2 separate regions of the Homo sapiens genome follow, and region 1 is linked to region 2. A link is a contact called in ENCODE Hi-C or POLR2A ChIA-PET data. All regions are on one chromosome and are shown on one strand. The core of a region is the stretch at or near the end of the contact, and the rest is flanking DNA. Distances in the headings are between cores, read along the strand shown.

Evidence for each region. A loop is a pair of places that touch in the nucleus more often than their neighbours do. ChIA-PET counts read pairs that join two places held with the same protein, here RNA polymerase II (POLR2A). Pooled maps may share reads with other maps.
Region 1: a loop to region 2 is called in a map of IMR-90, with 5 times the contacts of the local background. The contact joins the enhancer-like site here to the promoter of CCDC73 in region 2. A Hi-C loop is called at or near these places in 1 of 168 maps with a recorded cell type or tissue (IMR-90) and 3 of 50 pooled maps. POLR2A ChIA-PET finds 5 or more read pairs at or near these places in 2 of 52 experiments (A549 and activated CD4-positive, alpha-beta T cell).

The regions. Positions count from the first base shown.
Region 1 is chr11:32,524,026-32,529,237 of GRCh38, reverse strand. No RefSeq gene overlaps it. Among named protein-coding and RNA genes, the nearest start is that of EIF3M, 57 kb to the left of the region's middle. Within about 2 kb of position 1,502, at least 2 of the 41 ENCODE cell types and tissues checked have a DNase peak (open chromatin) inside an H3K27ac peak, as active enhancers do.
Region 2 is chr11:32,791,307-32,796,478 of GRCh38, reverse strand. It overlaps CCDC73 (coiled-coil domain containing 73), which reads left to right and starts at 1,817. Exons shown (of 18, transcript NM_001008391.4): 1 at 1,817-1,866. RefSeq lists silencers at 3,322-3,441, 3,452-3,501.

The sequences.
Region 1 (5,212 bases), core at 253-2,752, 270 kb after region 2:
AAAGCATCTTGCTGAGGTGCTTTTAACATTAAGCCATTCTTACCCCTGATGTGAAAACTGACAAAAGTTCAGTCCATTGGTTCAAGAGGTCTTGGTTGGTCACGCAGGCATCCACTGCTAGAAACCATGATAGCGATCTATTTAGATAAAGGCTCTGAATAAAAGAGCAGAGACTTCTCAGTCAATTCTCACTGACTCTATAAAAGACATCTATTCAACTCTGTGATTTTTATCACCTCTGTAGATAATAATGATCTTATGATTTTTGAAGTAATATGCCTAAGATTTCTGAATCCCATATTAGAATAAAATGATCTAGCAATGGGATAGACTATTACAAGTAGGACTGTTTTTTTCCTTATCTAACATCAACTTATCCATCCTTAGGAATAATCAAATTTTGGGCATGGAACCAATACCAAAATATGAACTTATCCTTTCCCTCCATTTGTATGTGGCCTCAAAGCCATGGGGTGGTTGAGGGGGTGACATTTGAAGACCCAATGCAAAGGAATTGTCTGCAGAGGGAACAGCATGTGCAAAGGCCCAATGGTGCAAATATGCCTTATATGCATAAAAAAAAATAGAAAAAGGCCAGTAGGCCGGGTGCAGTGGCTCACACCTGTAACCCCAGAACTTTGGGAGGCCAAGGTGGATGGATCACTTGAGGTCAGGAGTTCGAGAACAGCCTGGCCAACATGGCGGAACCCCATATCTACTAAAAATCCAAAAATTAGCCGAGCGTGGTGGCTGCGTGCCTGTAATCCCAGCTACTAGGGAGGCTGAGGCATGAGAATCGCTTGAACCCGGGAGGCGGAGGTTGCAGTGAGCTGAGATTGCGCCACTGCACTCCAGCCTGGGTGACAGAGCAAAACTCCGTCTCAGCAAAAAAAAAAAAAAGAAAAGAAAGAAATAGAATAGATGAATAGTCTGAAAGTGTAATGGATTGCATGTGGCTTAACAGATCCATTTTTCATGAGATGCCCTGGTGGTTGTCAGCTGTCTTCTAGGTGAGATTAAAACTTGGCCACTCTTTCAGTTAATAGCAGTGTCTAGGGGTTGTGAGGCCATCCTCTAAGGTTGTATCAGTAAAAACATGATTTAAAAAGGCTTGCCCCCTACTTGCCTTTACCAATAATGGCCAAGACTTAGAGGTAGATGTGAGGCCTGTGCTTCGAATGCACCATAACCTTTCCAGAGAAGTTTTGGGCTGGGCTCCACTTCGGGGCTCCAAGCCAGGGTGGACCATGTGTGTGCTGCTCTGCTCAGCTCTGCGAGTTCAAGGACAGGCCTGGCTCCTCTTTTCTAAGCTCGGCTCAGGTCTTCAGCCAGCTTACCCACTTAGGAAGTTCCCCTGCCCTTGTGGAGAACAAACATTTGTAAAAGATGGCCTGGAACTTTGTTCCGGTTTCATTTAGACAGGCCAACTATGCCAAAGGCAAATCCTAGCAGCAGCAGAAGAAAGAACTGGACATTGCATTCTCTCTGCAAAAAGGAAGATGGTGTCGGGCCCCTCCTTGTGGGCTCATGATGACATAGTCAAGGGTGTAAATGAGCCTGATTTTTTCCCCCTTTCTCTTCTTTCCTCCCATAGACAACAAGATTCATGGTGTTTTCCCTAATTTTATCTTCATTAATCTTATTAATAGGTTTTGGCAAAGTTTGTTCCATCAGCACTCTCCATGGGGAATGTTTTCTTTACCAAAGTTCACGATTCTCCTATTCAAATCCCTAATTTCCATGGTTTCACTTCAGTGCTTTAGTGCTCCTGAGGCCTTTCAGGAATGAGCTCAATTATCAACCCCGAGTGAATCTGAAACCTGATTCAGTCTTCTTATGGTCTGATTAAAACAATGCGCTTTTATAAATGTCACTAAAGAAATCGTCAAACCTCAACTGCTAGAGGTTGGCCAGGCAATAATTTCCTCCTGTGAACTTGTGGCTTATTATCTTTCAAATATTTGAAGCAGATCAGTGGTCTGGTGGTCATTGTGTGTCTTAGGAGGTTAAGATTTTACTGTGAAAAACATTCCTTATGATTCTTGGCACGCACATTCCAAAAAAAAAAATTCTATCAAGACCTGACAGTTATAAAATTAATTATTTGAGCTTGAACAATTCAAAAGCATCATCAAATTAAAACAAGGTAATTTGGCACAGAGGTTATTGCTCATCATGTCTTCTAATTACTTTTCTGTATTTTGAAAAAACAAAAACAAAACATTAAGTGCTGAGATAATGAACTTTGGGGGCGGCATTCCGCAGCAGTCCCCTTGGTGATGGAAAACAGCACTGACTTCCAAACAGACCCATCTGATCTTTCCCAGAAGGATGTGGGTTATTATAGGATGTGGCGACTCTGACACTCAGTCTCTTCAGAACACCTTTACAACACATGAACACGAACCACATGCATGTCTCTGGCAGCAAGGGAGAATAAAAAGAAAAAGAGACTCAAGAGTGCTTTTTAAAAAATTCAACTTTATTGAAGCATAATTGACATTTAATTAAGTGCATTATTTTAGGTGTGTAGTTCTGAGTCTTGACACTTATGCACACTGTAGTGTACCCACCAGTACAATCAAGATATAATACATTTCTGTCACCCCCAAAACCTCCTGGTGTCTGTCACAGTCAATCCCCACAATCCATCCCACTTTCCAGCCCCAGGGAAACTGTTTTCCATTGCGATAAAGTAGAATTTCATATACATAGAATCACAGGGTGTTACTCTTCAATATTTGACTTCTTTCATTCAGCAAAATGTTTTTTATTTTTATTTTTATTTGAGACAGAGTCCCGCCCTGTCACCCAGGCTGGAGTGCAACCTCCACCTCCCGGGTTCAAGCAATTCTCCTGCCTCAGCCTCCCTAGTAGCTAGGATTACAGGTGCCCACCACCATGCTCAGCTAATTTTCGTATTTTTAGTAGAGACCAAGTTTTGCCAAGTTGGTCAGGTTGGTCTCAAACTCCTGACCTCAAGTGATCTGCTTTCCTTGGCCTCCCAAATTGCTGGGATTATAGGCATGAGCCACCACGCCCAGCCAGCAAAAATGTTTTCTAAAATTCATCCGTGTTGCCACATGCATCAATAGTTTCTTCTTTTTGATTGCTGAGCGGTATTCCATTGTGTGAATGTTACCAAAATTTGTTTATTCATTCACCCATTGGTGGACATTCGGGTTTTTGCCAATTCTTTTTTTTTTTTTTTTTTAACAGAGACTTGCTCTGTTACCCAGGCTGGAGTGCAGTGGCACGATCTTGGCCCACGGCAGCCTCTGCCTCCCAGGTTCAAGCAATTCCCCTGCCTCAGCCTCCTGAATAGCTGGGATTACAGGCACCTGCCACCATGCCTGGCTAATTTTTTTGTATTTATAGTAGAGACAGGGTTTCACCATGTTGGCTGGGCTGATCTCAAACTCCTAACCTCAAATGACCCACCTGCCTCAGCCTCCCAAAGTGCTGGGATTATAGGCATGAGCCACTGTGCCCGGCCTTTTTGTGCTATTTGAATAAAGCTGCTGTAAGTCTTTTTGTGGATAATCACATCTTTTTTAAAAGAATAAGTAGGCCAGGCCTGATGGCTCACACCTGTAATCCCAGCGCTTTGGGAGGATTAATCAGGAGGGTTGTTTGAGGCCAGGAGTTTGAGACCAGCCTGGACAACATAGTGAGACCCCCATCGCCACAAAAAATAAAAAACATTAGGCAGGTATGGTGGTGCTCACCTGTATTCCTAGCTACTTTGGAGGCCACAGCTGGAGAATTGCTTGAACCCAGGAGTTGGAGACTACAGTGAGCTTTGATTACACTACTGCACTCCAGCCTAGGTGGCAGAGCCACACCCTGTCTCAAAAAAAAAAAAAAAAAAAGAAGAATAAATATAAGAAACCTAAAAACCTTATGCAAAGGCCATAGTTCTGATGTCAAACAAGAGAAGCAGGTAATGTAAGTGAGGGAAGCAGGCTAGGTATAAGACAAGGGGAGTGGTAGGGACTATGGCAATCGGCCACAGGAAGAGTTTGAAACTCCTAGTTTACAGAAATAATGTTAAGAAATTCGAAGATTTAATAAACTCAAATTCTCAAAAGAAAAAGCTTTACAGGTCAGTGCATTCCTTTGGGTCAAGGAACAAAGAGCCCTTTTCAGACTTTCTCCTTCCCACAGGCATCATGGCATAAAACCCAAGAACATGAAATCTGGGCTTAGATAGCCTTGGGTTTGAATTCTTGATCCACACTTAATAGTTGTGTGACCCTGGTCAAATATCCCCAACTCTCTGAACCTTAGTTTCCTTATTTGTAAAAATGGGGATAAAAATAACACCTACCTCCTAGGGTAGTGGTAAAGAATAAATAAAGACATGGGTGGAGTTAGCCTAAACATTTGCAGAAATTCCTGGCTGCATGCCAGGCACTTTACTGTCATCATTTTGTTTTATTAAAACCTCATCCCAAGGAGAACTACAAACCACTGATCAATGAAATAAAAGAGGACACAAACAAATGGAAGAACATTCCATGCTGCGGATAGGAAGAATCAATATCATGAAAATGGCCATACTGCCCAAGGTAATTTACAGATTCAATGCCATCCTCATCAAGCTACCAATGACCTTCTTCACAGAATTGGAAAAAACTACTTTAAAGTTCATATGGAACCAAAAAAGAGCCCGCATTGCCAAGTCAATCCTAAGCCAAAAGAACAAAGCTGGAGGCATCACGCTACCTGACTTCAAACTATACTACAAGGCTACAGTAACCAAAACAGCATGGTACTGGTACCAAAACAGAGCTATAGACCAATGGAACAGAACAGAGCCCTCAAAAATAATACCACACATCTACAAGTATCTGATCTTTGACAAACCTGACAAAAACAAGAAATGGGGAAAGGATTCCCTATTTAACAAATGGTGCTGGGAAAACTGGCTAGCCATATGTAGAAAGCTGAAACTGGATCCCTTCCTTACACCTTATACAAAAATTAATTCAAGATGGATTAAAGACTTAAATGTTAGACCTAAAACCATAAAAACCCTAGAAGAAAACCTGGGCAATACCATTCAGGACATAGGCATGGGCAAGGACTTCGTGTCTAAAACACCGAACGCAATGGCGACAAAAGCCAAAATTGACAAATGGGATCTAATTAAACTAAAGAGCTTCTGCACAGCAAAAGAAACTACCATCAGAGTGAACAGGCAACCTAC
Region 2 (5,172 bases), core at 568-3,067:
CATAGTAATAGGATTGTTGTGGAGACTAAGATGAGATGATGTATGTAAAAACACTTAGCTCATTGTCTGGCACATAGTAAATTATCGTAAATATTAGTTATTATTAGAGTATAGCTGTTATGGTTGGTAAATACCAAATTGAAAGGTCATAGTCCATTTATTCATTCATATGAATTTATTTGGCATTTACATGCCAGGCATTGTGCTAGATTCTGGTAAGCAAGTGAACAAAATTCATCTCTGTTTTCACGAAGCTTGTGTCCTAGGATACAGTTAATAAATATACCAGACGAGATGGTGATTGTGCTACAGAGAATAAAACAAGGTGGGGTCAAAGTAGGGGATGTGCATGGGTGTTACTATGGGGTAGTTAGGAATGCTTTCCCTAAAAAGGTGACATCTGGGCAAACGCTTGGAGAAAGGGAAGGAGTAAAAAGAATTCCAGACAGATTTTTACTGGAAAACGTGGTTAAAAATTTGAGGGCGGGGGGCCGGCTGCGGTGGCTCATGCCTGTAATCCCAGTACTTTGGGAGGCCAAGGCGGGCAGATCACCTGAGGTCAGGAGTTCAAGACCAGCCTGGCCAACATGGTGAAACCCCGTCTCTACTAAAAATACAAAAATTAGCCAGGTGTGGTGGCAGGCGCCTGTAATCCCAGCTACTCGGGAGGCTGAGGCAGGAGAATCGCTTGAACCCGGGAGGCGGAGGTTGCAGTGAGCTGAGATCGTGCCATTGCACTCCAGCCTGGGGGACAAGAATGAGACTTTTTCTCAAAAAAAAAAAAAAAATTTGAGGGCAGGAACCACTTCTTTTACATTTTGGTAGCATGCAAAAACAATGTAGGCCTGAAACATATTACATTCTTATTGAATGACTATTCAACATAACATACTGAAACATAGCATTAGTTAGGTGCTTAAAATAGGTGTGATTATCAGTATAATTAGAACTGCAGTTTTTTTTCTATTTCACTTTAAAAATTAAGCAACTTTTCTTTTCTTTTTTTTTTTGACAGGGTTTTGCTCCATTGCCTAGGCTGGAGTGCAGTGGTGCAGTCTTGGGTCACTGCAGCCTTGACCTCCCAGGCTCAATCTATCCTCTTGCCTCAGCCTCCCAAGTAGCTGGGATTACAGCCGCACGCCACCATGCCCGGCTGATTTTTGTATTTTTGGGTAGAGACGGGGGTCTCACCATGTTGCCTAGGCTGGTATCGAACTCCTGACCTGAAGCAATCCTCCCACCTCAGCCTCCCAAATTGTTGGGGTTACAGGCATGAGCCAGTGAACCCTCACACCCGGCTAACATTTATTTTTTGAATTAGTAACACATTCACATGAAGCAAACATCAAAAAGTATAAAAAGCTATTCAGTGAAGTCTCCCTCTCTCTCCCGTTCCCATCCACACACTTCCCATTGCTCCCCACAGGTAATACTTACTCATTTTTCTTTCATCTTTCCAAAGACTTTTTTTTTAAAAAACGAATATATCGGGAGGCTGAGGCAGGAGAATGGCATAAACCTGGGAGGTGGAGCTTGCAGTGAGCCGAGATCGCGCCACTCCACTCCAGCCTGGGCGACAGAGCGAGACTCCGTCTCAAAAAAAAAACCAAAAACAAACCGAAAACAAACAAAAACAAAAAAGAATATATAAGCCAATACATGTTGTACTTAAGGAAAAACATCAAATATCCAGGTATCTTTTCCGAAGCTTGTATTTAAAAAGAAAATAAAATCAATCATATTTTGCCCCAGATGCTCAAGATTACCCACGTATCTTAGGCTAATGACCTTCAAGCCGGAAGTGCCCTAGGGCGGGAAAAGGTGAACCGGAAGGGCCAACAGGAGCTAGAGGCGCGCTTCGCTGAGGTAAGTCGGAGCAGTCACAAGCGTGTAGTTGGGCTGTTTAGGAAGCAGCCCTAATCTTTTCATGCAGGGTCCACTTACGGGTTTGCCCTGCACCTCCAGCTGCGTAACCTACCCTTCCTTGCTCTGGTTGCCAAGGGGCTGCTTTGGCCTGGAGCCTCCTGACTGCTGGGCTGTGTCTAGAATCTTCCACGCTCCCGACCCAGGAGAAGCAGCCACACTGAGGCATCCATCTGGATCTCTGCTTGGGCAGGATTGAGACTGCGGGTGAGTCATGAGGGTCTCGTCTGTTCATCGTGGAGAAGCGCCTTCTGTACATGTGCCTTGCGTGGTGGTGGTTTTTGTTTTAAACCTCATATTTGCCTTATGAATGCAATGCAATCATGTCGATTGTTCTTCTGAAAATTTTCAAACAACTCTGACCGCTCAGAGTTAGCAACATTTGGAACTGTTATTGGTGAATCTCGACTTTTTCTTTGGTGAACGTTACTTTTTGCAGAATGTTTTAAGTATAGTGCGAAAGTTCTAGCGCAGTTGCAGAAGTGTGTAAATTCCCAGGGACATTTCTCTATTTTTTCTTCATTCTGCTGGTGATTTTGTTTCTCCCAAACTGCCTTGCACGAGCAAATTTAAATGGAATCTCACTGGGAATGAAATGACTGCCCTGCTAATCCTGATAATGCTGAATTCTAGATATAAATTATTTGGTCGGGGCGGTGGCTCACATCTGTAGTCCCAGCACTTTGGGAGGCCGAGGCGGGCGGATCACCTGAGGTCAGGAGTTTGAGACCAGCCTGGTCAACATGGTGAAACCCCGTCTCTACTAAAAATACAAAAATTAGCCGGGCGTGGTGGCGGGCACCTGTAGTCCCAGCTACTCAGGAGGCTGAGGCAGGAGAATTGCTTGAACCCGGGAGGCGGAGGTTGCAGTGAGCCTAGATCACTCCACTGCACTCCAGCCTGGGCAACAGAGCGAGACTCTGTCTAAAAAAATAAAATAAAATAAAATAAATTATTCATGTCATTGCTGCAATCTTCCACTTCACTTTGCTGCTGAAAATAAGTGACAACCCTTAAGTCATTTATGGGAACCTTTATGATCAGTGCACTTCTTTTAGAAAGAAAATGTGAAGATTCCACGGAGTCTTCTGCTTATATTGAGATCCTCGAATTGATGATTATTGGTTATTTTGCTTTAGTTGTGATAAATTCCTATGGCTCTCTTTGTTTTATACCTTGAAGAAAAAATCTATACTGAAATATCCCAACCTGAGAATCAGCAAATACGCTGTGGATGGAGTTTCCTCTGTAGTCCTTCACTGGTGTCTTCTCTCAGCCATTTCTTCGGCCAATTTGAGTCTTTACAACTCTCCCTGGTTTCAGGGTTGCCTTGGGGGTAGTTGTTAAGTTTTGGAAAATTAGATTCCCCACTTTGATGATTTATAAAGTGTGTTAATGCAGCTTGAGAAAACGTTTTAATTTCCATACGGCTTCATATCGTAGTGTCAGGAAGGAAGCGAATGACAGATTTTTAAATTCCGAGTGTCCACCAGGCGGCAGCATAGGGTTTTTAGTTTCTTTCGCTCTGGCCGTGTATCCCGTAATAACTGTACAGGTGCGGTGATAGTGTTATTCTAATAGTAATAGATATCATATGTGGAATGCTTATTACACGCCAGGGGCTGGAAGTTATCTCATTTAATCCTAAAAAAACAAACCCCAAACCCTGTACCGTAGGTATTCCCAGTATTCTCCTTACACTTCATGGGAAAACCATGGGAAAGAGATTAAATAACAATGCAAGGCTGATTACACAGCCGACAAGTGGTGGAGCTAGAATTGAAACCCAGATGCTTAACCACTACTTCATGCTAACCAAATTAAAGTTATTGCAAGTTTGATCAAATTGTGAAGGATGCTATAGTTAAGATGAGAAATCTGACTGAGTTTTCTGAAGGAGGTGAAAATTGGGCACTGTTATTTATATAGTGTACCTCAAGACAGTTGGAGGTACACCGTTTCCAAAAGACAGTATTTCCTAAATTGTGTTCCAGGGAGCACTAGTCCTGTGAGATGCTTCAATAAAAAAAGGTTTCTGTGGCCAAAAATACTCTTGGAATTCATTTAAGGACTCTAAAATGTCCTGCAGTGAAGGAACTTGTTTAACCTAACTTTTTTTGAACTCACAGCATTCTTAAACTTCTCTGATTACAGCCGACATTAGTCAATGCTTAGCTTTACCATATGAGTAAATACTTACACATGAGTCAATACTTACCTTTACCATAAGCAGTGTACACTTATGTTTTTTATTTTATTTTTTACTAGTCTAGCCTTTCATTAAAAAAAAAATTCTGGTCAAGACCCATTACATTGATTTTTTGACTCATGAATGAGTCACAGTCTACAGTTTTACTGCACTAGACCGTGGGGTCCTATTTTTTTGTGCTGTGCTTATTAATGGAACACACTTTGGGAAATTGTGTTAGAGCTATAGTTGAAAGAAGTCATCGATTCAATGGTAAATGTCTTTGTTGATGGATTATGTTCTTTTATCAGTCCTGGTAACAGTTGAATGAGAACAGTGGTGGGGATTGTGTGTGTGTGTGTGTGTGTGTGTGTGTATGTGTGTGTGTGTGGTTTTTTTTTTTGAGACAGGGTCTGGCTCTGTTGCCCAGGCTGTAGTACAGTGGCGTGATCTTGGCTCACTGCAGCCTCCACCTCCTGGGCTCAAGTGATCCCTCACCTCAGCCTCCTGAATAGTTGGGACTACAGGAGCACACTACCGCAACTGGATACTTTTTGATTTTGTTTTTTGGTAGAGATGGGGTTTCACCATGTTGCTGAGTCTGGTCTTGAGGTCTTGAGCTCCTGAGCTCGAGCAATTGCACTGCCTCGGCCTCCCAAAGTCCTGGGATTGCAGGCATTAGCCACCACGCCTGGCTGAGAACAGTGTTTTTTTAATTGGGAAATTATTCTTTACAATCAGTTTAGGCCACTAGTGAAGGAAGAACATATAACAATTTTGTAGATTAGAATTTTCCAAAGTATGTTCTTTGGAATACATGTTCCCCAGAATATTAGCTTGTCTTATGAATTATGAAAAAAAGTGTTTCAAGATCAAGGTAAACTTGGGAAATACGGATTAAAGTTAAACAGGCTCCAACAAAGCTAATGGGACTGCTTATCTCTGAAATGGGGAGTTAGTGTATGGGATTTCCCAGATTTATTTGACTGTGGAACCTGTTTTTAGAAATGTATCTTGTGGGCCTTGTGCCCCTTAGAACATACTTTGGGAAATAATCATGT